2 separate regions of the Homo sapiens genome follow, and region 2 is linked to region 1. A link is a contact called in ENCODE Hi-C or POLR2A ChIA-PET data. All regions are on one chromosome and are shown on one strand. The core of a region is the stretch at or near the end of the contact, and the rest is flanking DNA. Distances in the headings are between cores, read along the strand shown. Region 1 holds the start of TOMM6 (translocase of outer mitochondrial membrane 6). Region 2 overlaps TRERF1 (transcriptional regulating factor 1).

Region 1 (4,902 bases), core at 718-3,217:
CTCTCTGGCCTCCCCCACTGCAGAGTCCCTCAAATGTTCCTGGACTCATCGAATTTCTCTAGAGCAGGGAGTCTTGGACACATGCTCATCTCAGTAGATGCCGAGTGCCCAGTGCTGTGCCTCATCATGCTAGAAATTCCCTTGATGTCAGCATAAAAGGAAGCCTGGAGCCCTGGGTTGGGAGTCCAGACCCCCAGGTCGCACTGGGGATTGTCCCACTTGCTAGCTGGGATCCTGGCTAAGCCAATCAGTCCTCCCTGCGTCCAAAAGTGGCTGAGTGAATTAAATGGGAATGTGTGCAGACGTGCTTTAGCGTTAACTGGGTAAAAGGCGTGGTTACTGGATGAATGAATGAGGGAATGAATGAATGAAACGTTCCCCTCTCCCTCTCCCTCTCCCAGCTGATCTTCTCCTGGCGCTGCACCGAGGCGGAGGGACAGCGCTGGCATGAGAACCACTTCTGTTGCCAGGACTGCGCCGGGCCTCTGGGCGGGGGACGTTATGCCCTGCCTGGGGGAAGCCCCTGCTGCCCCAGCTGCTTCGAGAACCGCTACTCGGATGCAGGCTCGAGCTGGGCCGGGGCACTGGAAGGGCAGGCATTCCTTGGTAAGGGAGAGGATGCAGAGCAAAGCGGGAGGGAGCTTGGGCTGGGCTGTGGGGGTTCTCCCGGGCTGGGACCCTCGCCCCGGTCCCACGCCGTCCCGTCCCTCCAGGAGCGCCCCCACCGCACCCCCCAGACCCAAGCCTCGGGGCCCGCAGCTCTCACCGCGCATCCCTGGCCGGAGCGTTCCAAGGGCCGCCCGAACCCACCCCGCGCCGCGGTCGGGGTTGCGGCGCCAGACTCCCTCCCAGGCGCGGGAGGCGGACGCCCTCTGGTGGAGGCGGGGGACCCTGGCGAGGACTCTCGGCGGCGGCGGCGGCGCGCACGGCCCAGGGGCTGGGCGGGGCGGGAGGCTGGGCCTCACCCCCACTAGCTGCGGTGTAGGTCCAGCTCCGCGGCTCTGAGACCAGCGTTTCCGACCCGGCCCGGAACAGGGGAGACTGGACTCGACCGAACTGAAGGAAGGGACCAAACCTCGGTGAACTCTGCAACCCTCTCCCGAACACTCCTCGCTGCTGCCGGCGGTTCCAGCCTGCAAACTCAGAGGGGGCTGCCTGGATCCAGTCCCCAGCAGGAGAACCGACCTGGGGACAAAGCGGAGGCACCCAAAGGGCAGGAGCAATGCCGCCTGGAGACTATTCGTGATCCCAAGGACACCCCTTTCTCCACCTGCTCCTCCTCCTCTGACTCGGAACCTGAAGGATTTTTCTTAGGCGAGCGCCTTCCCCAGTCCTGGAAGACCCCCGGAAGCCTCCAAGCAGAGGACAGCAACGCCTCTAAGACGCACTGCACCATGTGCTAGTGGCGCAGCTCAGAGAGGGGATGTGAGTGGGAGGAAAGGGGTCTGTAAAGCGGGAGAACAAGGCTAGCCTCCCCCTAACAATCCTAGACTGAGACGCAGTCAGGCGCACGCCCGCAAGAGGCGGCGAGGTGACAAGTTTGGAGTGCGCCCCCTTCAGTACTGCGCGTTCTAAGACTTTTGGCGGAGACTTTCTTGGCAAAACCCATTCCCCAAAGCTACGCTTCCCCTGCTGAGATAGCCCCTACCCCCACCTCCACAGGCTGGGACAGCCCCGTCCCCACCATCCTCCTCCCAAGCCAATTAAATGATCACAGCACGCGTGACAGTTACCGGCTGGAGAGCCGGAGGTGGGACCGGGAGCAGGGGACCGTAGAACCGGGCCGCGCTCCTCCCCTCCTAGAGTTCGTGGAGGCGCAGCAGAGGGCCGTCCCTCTTCCGGATGTCGGACTAAGCGAACAGCGCCCCCACTGCCGGCCGGTAGCAGCCGGAAGTGCCAGACCGGAGGTGCGTCATTCACCGGCGACGCCGATACGGTTCCTCCACCGAGGCCCATGCGAAGCTTTCCACTATGGCTTCCAGCACTGTCCCGGTGAGCGCTGCTGGCTCGGCTAATGAAACTCCCGAAATACCGGACAACGTGGGAGATTGGCTTCGGGGCGTCTACCGCTTTGCCACTGATAGGAATGACTTCCGGAGGTAACCGAGCCCGAGGAACTTGGTCCTTTTCTGGCCCTTAAATCCGTATTTCCCCTTTCTTGCGAGGCTGGCGCCTCAGGGTTTTTTGTTTTTGTTTTTTAACATTACCAGCATTGTGGCGTCTTCGTAGCTCTGGCTGTGCCTCACTGAGATCCCTGGCCAGGAGAGTTCCCGTGTGGCAAAAGCGATCTTTCTGTCATGTGGCTGTATCTGTAATGTCACCCTGATCAAGGGAAGAAGTGCTAGCACGTAAACAGGCTTTTTCGGCCCTGGACTAGTGCTTTAGCTGGGCTTTGCGTTTGATCTTACATTTCTTTTTTGTTTTTTTTTTTTTTTTGAGACGGAGTCTCACTCTGTTGCCCAGGCTGGAGTGCAGTGGCGCGATCTCGGCTCACTGCAAGCTCCGCCTCCCGGGTTCACGCCATTCTCCTGCCTCAGCCTCCCGAGTAGCTGGGACTACGGCCGCCCGCCACCACGCCCTGCTAATTTTTTGTATTTTTAGTAGAGACGGGGTTTCACCGTGTTATCCAGGATGGTCTCGATCTCCTGACCTCGTGATCCGCCCGCCTCGGCCTCCCAAAGTGCTGGGATTACAGGCGTGAGCCACCACGCCCGGCCTTTTTTTTTTTTTTTTTTTTTTTTTTTGAGACGGAGTCTCACTCTGTCGCCCAGGCTGGAGTGCAGAGGCGCAATCTCGGCTCACTGCCCCTTCTGCCTCCCGGGTTCAAGCGATTCTCCTGCCTCAGCCTCCCCAGTAGCTGGGATTACAAGCGCGCGCCACCACGCCCAGCTAATTTTTGTATTTTTAGTAGAGACGGGGTTTCACCATCTTGGGCAGGCTGGTCTCAAACTCCTGACTTCTCGATCCACCCGACTCTGCCTCCCAAAGTGCTGGGATTACAGGCGTGAGCCACCGCGCCCGGCCACATTTATTTCTTTTTGAGACAGCCTCGCTCTGTCGCCCAGGCTGGAGTGTAGTGGCGGACCTCAGCTCACTGCAGCCTCCGCCTCCCGGGTTCAAGCGATTTTCCTGCCTCAGCCTCCCCAGTAGCTGGGATTACAGGCGCGCACCACCACGCCCAGCTAATTTTTGTATTTTTAGTAGAGACGGGGTTTCACCATGTTGGCCAGGCTGGTCTCGAGCTCCTGACTTCGTGATCCGCCTGCCTTGGCCTTCCAAAGTGCTGGGATTACAGGCGTGAACCACCGCGCCCAGCCTGACCTTACACTTACTAGGCACAAAAATGAACTCCAAATTCCCACGTGGGTCTTGAGCAACCTGCCGTCACAACCACGTATCAACGCCTCGGGAAGGTGGTGATGGAAGCCTTTCCCCCCAGTACATTTCGTTAACTGTACAACTGACTCAGTGACCACAGGGTTAATAAAACACATTGTTTTTCCAGGAACTTGATACTAAATTTGGGACTCTTTGCTGCGGGAGTTTGGCTGGCCAGGAACTTGAGTGACATTGACCTCATGGCACCTCAGCCAGGGGTGTAGCCAAGTAGGTAAGCACTGAACTACACCCATGCGTGTCTTAGGAGACCTAGAGACTGGGTGAAGCAATGTTTTCTGTCAAGTATTCATGAAATGTACAAAAGAATGTGATGTAAAACCCTTAACTATTCCTAGTTAAATGTGTTTTCAGATGTTGAAAGGGATTTAAGTATCTCTTACCAGTTTCCCTCCCATACTTTTACAGTTCTAATGCCACCTGTCGTCTTATCATCTGATTGCAGACAAATGGAATCCTGTGCTGAACCCGAATCTTCCAAAAAACAGCCTACAATCTGTGACCACCACAAGATGTGCCCTGATGGCAGCTGAAGTTTGATTCAGATGGGCACTTTTCTTCCCCTTCCCTGCCTAGTTTCCTTTTGTTCCTTGAGTCCACGCAGAATTCCATTCTCTGGTCAGCAGACAGGCTTAAGCTAAAGTATTGCCTCTATTCTGTAAAGTTCTGTACATAGTTCCCAAGCTTCTGCAGGGGGTGATTTTTGCTCTTGTCCTGAGAAATAACAGTGCTGTTTTAAAAAACATTTGAAATAAATACCGCACACAAAGGCAGTCATTTTATTCTTTTAATAAGAAACTTTTGCTTACAAAAACAAGGTGTAAAAAGATTTACAAAAATCATAAAAACATGATTTATATTTCACACTTGAGAGACAAAAACAAGCCCCAAAACATGGATTTTAATGGAGGTGGTTTGCTTCATTTTAAAAGGGAAAAAAAAAAAAGGAAGCTGTAACCATACATTGATGTTAACCTAGCATGAAGTTTATTCTTGAAGAATTTACATTGTTGAGCAATATTAGGGGAAGAAGCCATTTGGTGTTGCATAGCATTTTAGTGCACCAGATGGGTTTTCCAGACACCAGGGAGGCATCATTGCTGGAATAGTGAGGTTTGGTGGCAGAAAGAGGGCAGTGATGTGTAGGGGGAGGCAAAGTGAAGTAAGCCTGGGCAGTGGTCACTAAAGTGACACTGCTGAGGCAGCTGCTTCCTTCAGAAGGAAATGTTTTGTGACCCTAAAATTCATGGTAGTGCTACTGTCCAGGGTTTGGGGGCTCTTTGGAAATGGAGTATGTACGGAACTGGCATGTATAGACTTATATAGCCATAGAAAGAGGTGGATAGAAACAGGTCCACCATGGCAATATTTTTTTCTGGCCAGTTTACTAGGCATTAAAAAAAATACTGCTTTTATGTGCCAAGTCTCTTATGGAACTAGTATGGGATTAAAGGACGTTAATTGGAAAGGAGGGTCAGTATATAAGGACCACAGTGGCCTGTTAAG
Region 2 (4,541 bases), core at 103-2,602, 600 kb after region 1:
AAAATAGCCCACTCCCTGGTGCACTTCCAGTAGAATACAGTTGACACTGAAATCTGTAAGGCTGTGGCACAGGCAAGAAGCGAGGTACCTCTGTGTGTCAGTGGCCAGTCTGCCTATCTATCAGCAAAGCTGGAGGATTCCGGGTCAGGATGTGCCCTGGACAAGGGAAAGCTGGCCCTAGAGAGACATTCTATTGCCAGGCTACAGACCACACTCCAAGCCCAGCTCTCTCAGAAACTGATGCCAGTGAAGGCAACGTGAGAGACGCAGGCTGTGACAAGAGTGAACTAAGAGGCAGGACACTGCTCCATCACTTTGGGTCACTGCTGGAGGTCCCCATTGTCCATCTCTCCATTGGCATCCCTTAGTGTTAAATAAGACTGGACCAGTGACCCAGCACGGAGCCTCTGAACCCCAAAGAATGTGCCCAGTAAGCATGGGCTCACCATTCCTGTTTTCATTCTTTTATTATTAATATTATCCAGCCGTCATTGATTAAGCACCTATAATGCCTTCCCTCCCAACTTCAAACACTTGATAGGAAGGTAAAGTGAGGCAATTCAGGTGAAGCCCACACAAACACATAGCTCTTATCATTAGCACAGCTATTATTGTGAGCTCAAACCCACTCAAAGCCCCTACAGAACTAACTCAACCTGAGTTAAGTGAGCTAAAATATCCCAAGAGGGAGTGCCTATCAGAAGCTTCATTTCTCAGGACCACGTTTGCTCTTCAAATGAGAAGCTAGTTGTCTAAAGGAACAATCTCTCTCTCCATCTGGCCAGCCAGTGACTTGTCCCTTGTATGTGTGAAATGTGCCTTCCCCAACAGGAGGCATTTTAAGCTTGACGGGGTTTTGTTAAAGTTAATATACGTGGGCCCTTTACAATCCTGGAAACTAATTATTGAATCGCCTCTCTCCTTCTTCAAGTCATCAGGTGGAAATGAAAAACGGAGGTAGAAGCAGAGAAAGAAAAAGTGTCGGGGGAGAATTCTACTTTCCCCACGTCTTCGAGTACAAGAGCTAATCTAGTCCTACAAACGAAGATATACAAGAGGCACAATTTAAATAACTTTCCCAGCCTTTAATTAAGCAAAGTAGAGTGAAAGGATCAACAGCCTCTGACATGAATTTGCATACCTTTTGCCAAGTTCTGTGTGTGTGGAGGGGGAGTCACATCTTCCCCAAACTTGTTTCACACTCACTACTCATTCTCTCCACAGGCCTCATAAGAGGCACAACCATTTAAAACAAACAAGAGCTTCTAACCCAACCATTTGAGAGAGCTATGTGATTTTAAAAAGAAAAAAAAAGGTCAACAGCGTTCTGAGTACATATCGCAAGCTTTGTTCTACTCGCTTCCCCACTTCCTGTTGCTTCCTCACCTCGTAACTTTTTATTTTTGAAGCCTATGCGTTCGCACTGGTATCACTGTAAGGTTTCAGTGGGAGGCCGTCGGAGAGACCAGGATGAGGAGGCTCTGTACTGTTCTGAGACAGACAGGACCGTACGAAAGACAGAAATCACAACCGCCCGGCCCTCAGGAAAGTACAGCCAAAATTTCACCGCTCCCGTCAACAGTGGGGGTGCTAGGAAAACAGTTGTGGGCGAGCTTTACTTTGTGGGGAGCACACTGTGTGGGCAATGGTCACTTAACCATTAGTTAGTACCAAGTGGCTTACAGCTGGGGGCAAGGGGAAAAAACACTTGACACCCACAGACCAAGAAATACACGAGCCGGCTCTGCAGGTTACTAGGGCCTCTCCAAACACCTGCCCAAGCCCTGCACTCCAGGGAGGGATCACCACTGGGAAAAGGAACTGAAAGACTGAAATGCTTTGTGAGTGGGACCCTGTCTTATCTCCAGCTTAGAACAGAGGTCAGAACAAAAGGGGGACATGGACACCATTTGGCCAGACCCTTCCTGTTACAGAGGACACCAGGACCAAGAGCTGTTATCACAAAGCTAATTTACTCACAGGAGACCAGGTATTGGATCCCAGTTCTCCCATCTCCCAGAACAGGGCTTTTCGAGATCTTCTCAAACGAACATGGAGCAGGTGCTCAATAAATGTTGGCTCAGCTACACTGGACTGCAATGCATGGTGGGTGGAGAGTGCAACCCTAAAATACTTTTTGTCTGATACCAGGAGGTCCCATCTTCCAGAAGATGTTTTGGGGGTTAGAGTAGCCTGTCCTCATAATCTACTCTGGCTCTTAAATGCCTAGGGTTAAGGACTGCCCTTCAACAGGTCCCTAAGCTAGACTGTTGCACCCATCTGCCATTATTTCCCAGCCGGGGGGAACAATTCTGGGAGACAGGGTGATATTGCACAAGTCACAGGGCAGGGAATGAAAAGCTGGGCTCCAGCCTCTGGTGAACAGTCTCAGCAGATGGCCTCAGGGAGTCCTCCTGCCCACACCCACCACCCCCATGCCTTCCTGCATCCACGTGTACCCTTTGAACACGATCTCTAAGAAGCTGCTGGTCCTGTGGGCCTCGGATCCTAAGAGCCTATACTCTCCCATCTGCTGGCCACCACAGAGCTCATTCTTCTGCCCCCACCTTCACCCTCAGCCTTCCCGCCTACTCTACCTGCCTAGAACATCTGTGGGCCCTCAGAACATGGAGCAGTGGGCTGGAGGGTTCTATGTACATTTCTACCTAATTTGAGTTTACCATGAGCTCTCGATGTGTCTTCTGGAATCCTCCCCACAGAGTAAAGCTTTGCTCCCAAAATAAAATAAAACTTAAAATGTGATGAAGGCCTGTATGTGCCAGGTGCTTGGCCAGGGTCAGGCTGGGCTGTGTCTCAGGAACTGGGAGAAAGACATCCAGAGTTGGAATCCAAACAGCTGAAGCCCAGCTTCACCCCATCAGCCTCTATCTCCTTCCCATGACTGATTTTCTTCGCAGACCTCATCGACACCTGACATTGTAGTAGATGTGTACACGTATACTTATTATCTGTCTTGCTCATTGGAAGGAATGCTCCATGAGGGCAGGGGCTGGCTTTGTCTATCCTGGCAGCCAGGGCAGCACCTGGCACATGGCAGGGGTGTGATGCCTGCTAAATGAATGAAGAAATGAATGAGTGAATGAATAAGCAGTTGATCCTGGATGTGCCTCAATCATGACCAAGTCACTTAACATCTTTAAGTTTCCTTATTTATAAAATGAGGATAATAATCATGTATTCTTTATGTGACTGGAGTGATCATTAAACAAGAAAATGATCATAAGAGCATTTAGGACGTACCTGGGACACAGCAAACCAACGATAAACGTTAGCTATTACTTGTTAGCCATTATTATTATAGTCACTGATGGAAACAGAGAGAAATAAAGCCTCTTTATTATACCCTGGGCAGTTTTTAGGCTAACTAACTGAAATTCTGTGTGTGTAAGACCTATCCAGAAAGGATCATTAAGAGAGGCCTGAGCCATGGGCCTGCATAGATACTATGGGTCCCTCAGAGCATCAGTCTTAGCAGAAAATCTTTTCATGTCCCTGAAAGTGATAAGCTCATTTGCACAAAGGTTGCTTTATGGGTCTCTGATAGCCATCATCCCAGCAATTAAAGTCTTCAAATACCTAATTCCTGCCCTCAAGAGCTTACAGTCCAGCTGGGGGAAATGAGACATTAACATATGAAAGGTGACCTATAAATTCAAACTCAAGACAACATATGTCAAATGTCAAATGAGTACACTGGAGATGAAGTCCTGAGAAACGCTGGTAAGGCGAATGTTTAACAAGCAGCACACACACACATACACACACATACACACACACACACACACACACACACAGCAGTTGTCAATTTCCATGGTATAAATACTCCCACTATGGCGTTTCAAGCTGCCGACGCGAGGGCCACTGGACATGGAGTTGGGAAGAGACATGCACAGTTAACTCCCACGAGCTGGTGCGAGCCAGCTTCCACACGCATCACCGATCTAGGTCCTATTGTCAATAATCTCTCAAACAGGTCAAGGGCTGTGGGCCAAGTGGTCAGTGCTAACAACCAGCATCTTTGTAGTACTTCAGGTTACAAAGCACATCAGAGGTCATTACTGTATTTCATCCTCACCACCTGGCCAGAAAGGCATTCCTGCCTTCATTTTGCAGATAAATAAACTGGGTTTCAAAAAAGTACCACAAATTTTTCACTGTCATTCTGCAAGTGAGTGACATTGTCAGGGCTTGAACCAGTATCTTCTGGGGCAGCCAAGGCCTCTCATCATCCCCTCTGCCCCTGAGAAGGAGGGCTTCTCAGAGAAGTGGTTGAAGGACGATGAGAAGTAAGTAAAGGTCAGAACAGAGATTCAGGAGAGGTACAGCACTTAAGCAGATGGTGAATTCCCTGCAGAGTGCAAAGGTCACGGGAGTGTGCAAGGCCTGGCAAAACCTGAAACTAATGCAACCATTTAGTTCAGTGTGCTTCACCAGAGAATTTCTTTCCTAAAACAGTGACCTAGCTATTAAAATCTGCATTCCCAAATCCGCTGCAGCATTAGGTGAATGAGCAAAAGAAA

The links. A loop is a pair of places that touch in the nucleus more often than their neighbours do. ChIA-PET counts read pairs that join two places held with the same protein, here RNA polymerase II (POLR2A). Pooled maps may share reads with other maps.
Region 2: a pooled map shows a loop between it and region 1 (3-fold over the local background). The contact joins the enhancer-like site here to the promoter of TOMM6 in region 1. A Hi-C loop is called at or near these places in 5 of 50 pooled maps. POLR2A ChIA-PET finds 5 or more read pairs at or near these places in 2 of 52 experiments (activated T-cell and activated naive CD4-positive, alpha-beta T cell).

Annotation. Positions count from the first base shown.
Region 1 is chr6:41,785,727-41,790,628 of GRCh38, forward strand. TOMM6 (translocase of outer mitochondrial membrane 6) reads left to right here and starts at 1,968. Exons shown (of 3, transcript NM_001382294.1): 1 at 1,968-2,099; 2 at 3,506-3,610; 3 at 3,842-4,169. The coding sequence starts at 1,972. The coding sequence ends at 3,602. It overlaps PRICKLE4 (prickle planar cell polarity protein 4), which reads left to right. Exons shown (of 8, transcript NM_013397.6): 7 at 402-606; 8 at 1,036-1,726. The coding sequence ends at 1,403. USP49 (ubiquitin specific peptidase 49) reads right to left here. Exons shown (of 8, transcript NM_001286554.2): 8 at 4,170-4,902. RefSeq lists a silencer at 516-1,035 and enhancers at 1,656-2,655, 1,726-2,415.
Region 2 is chr6:42,389,144-42,393,684 of GRCh38, forward strand. The region is part of intron 2 of TRERF1 (transcriptional regulating factor 1); the gene reads right to left. Among named protein-coding and RNA genes, the nearest start is that of TRERF1, 61 kb to the right of the region's middle. RefSeq lists an enhancer at 1,230-1,379. Within about 2 kb of position 1,353, at least 7 of the 41 ENCODE cell types and tissues checked have a DNase peak (open chromatin) inside an H3K27ac peak, as active enhancers do.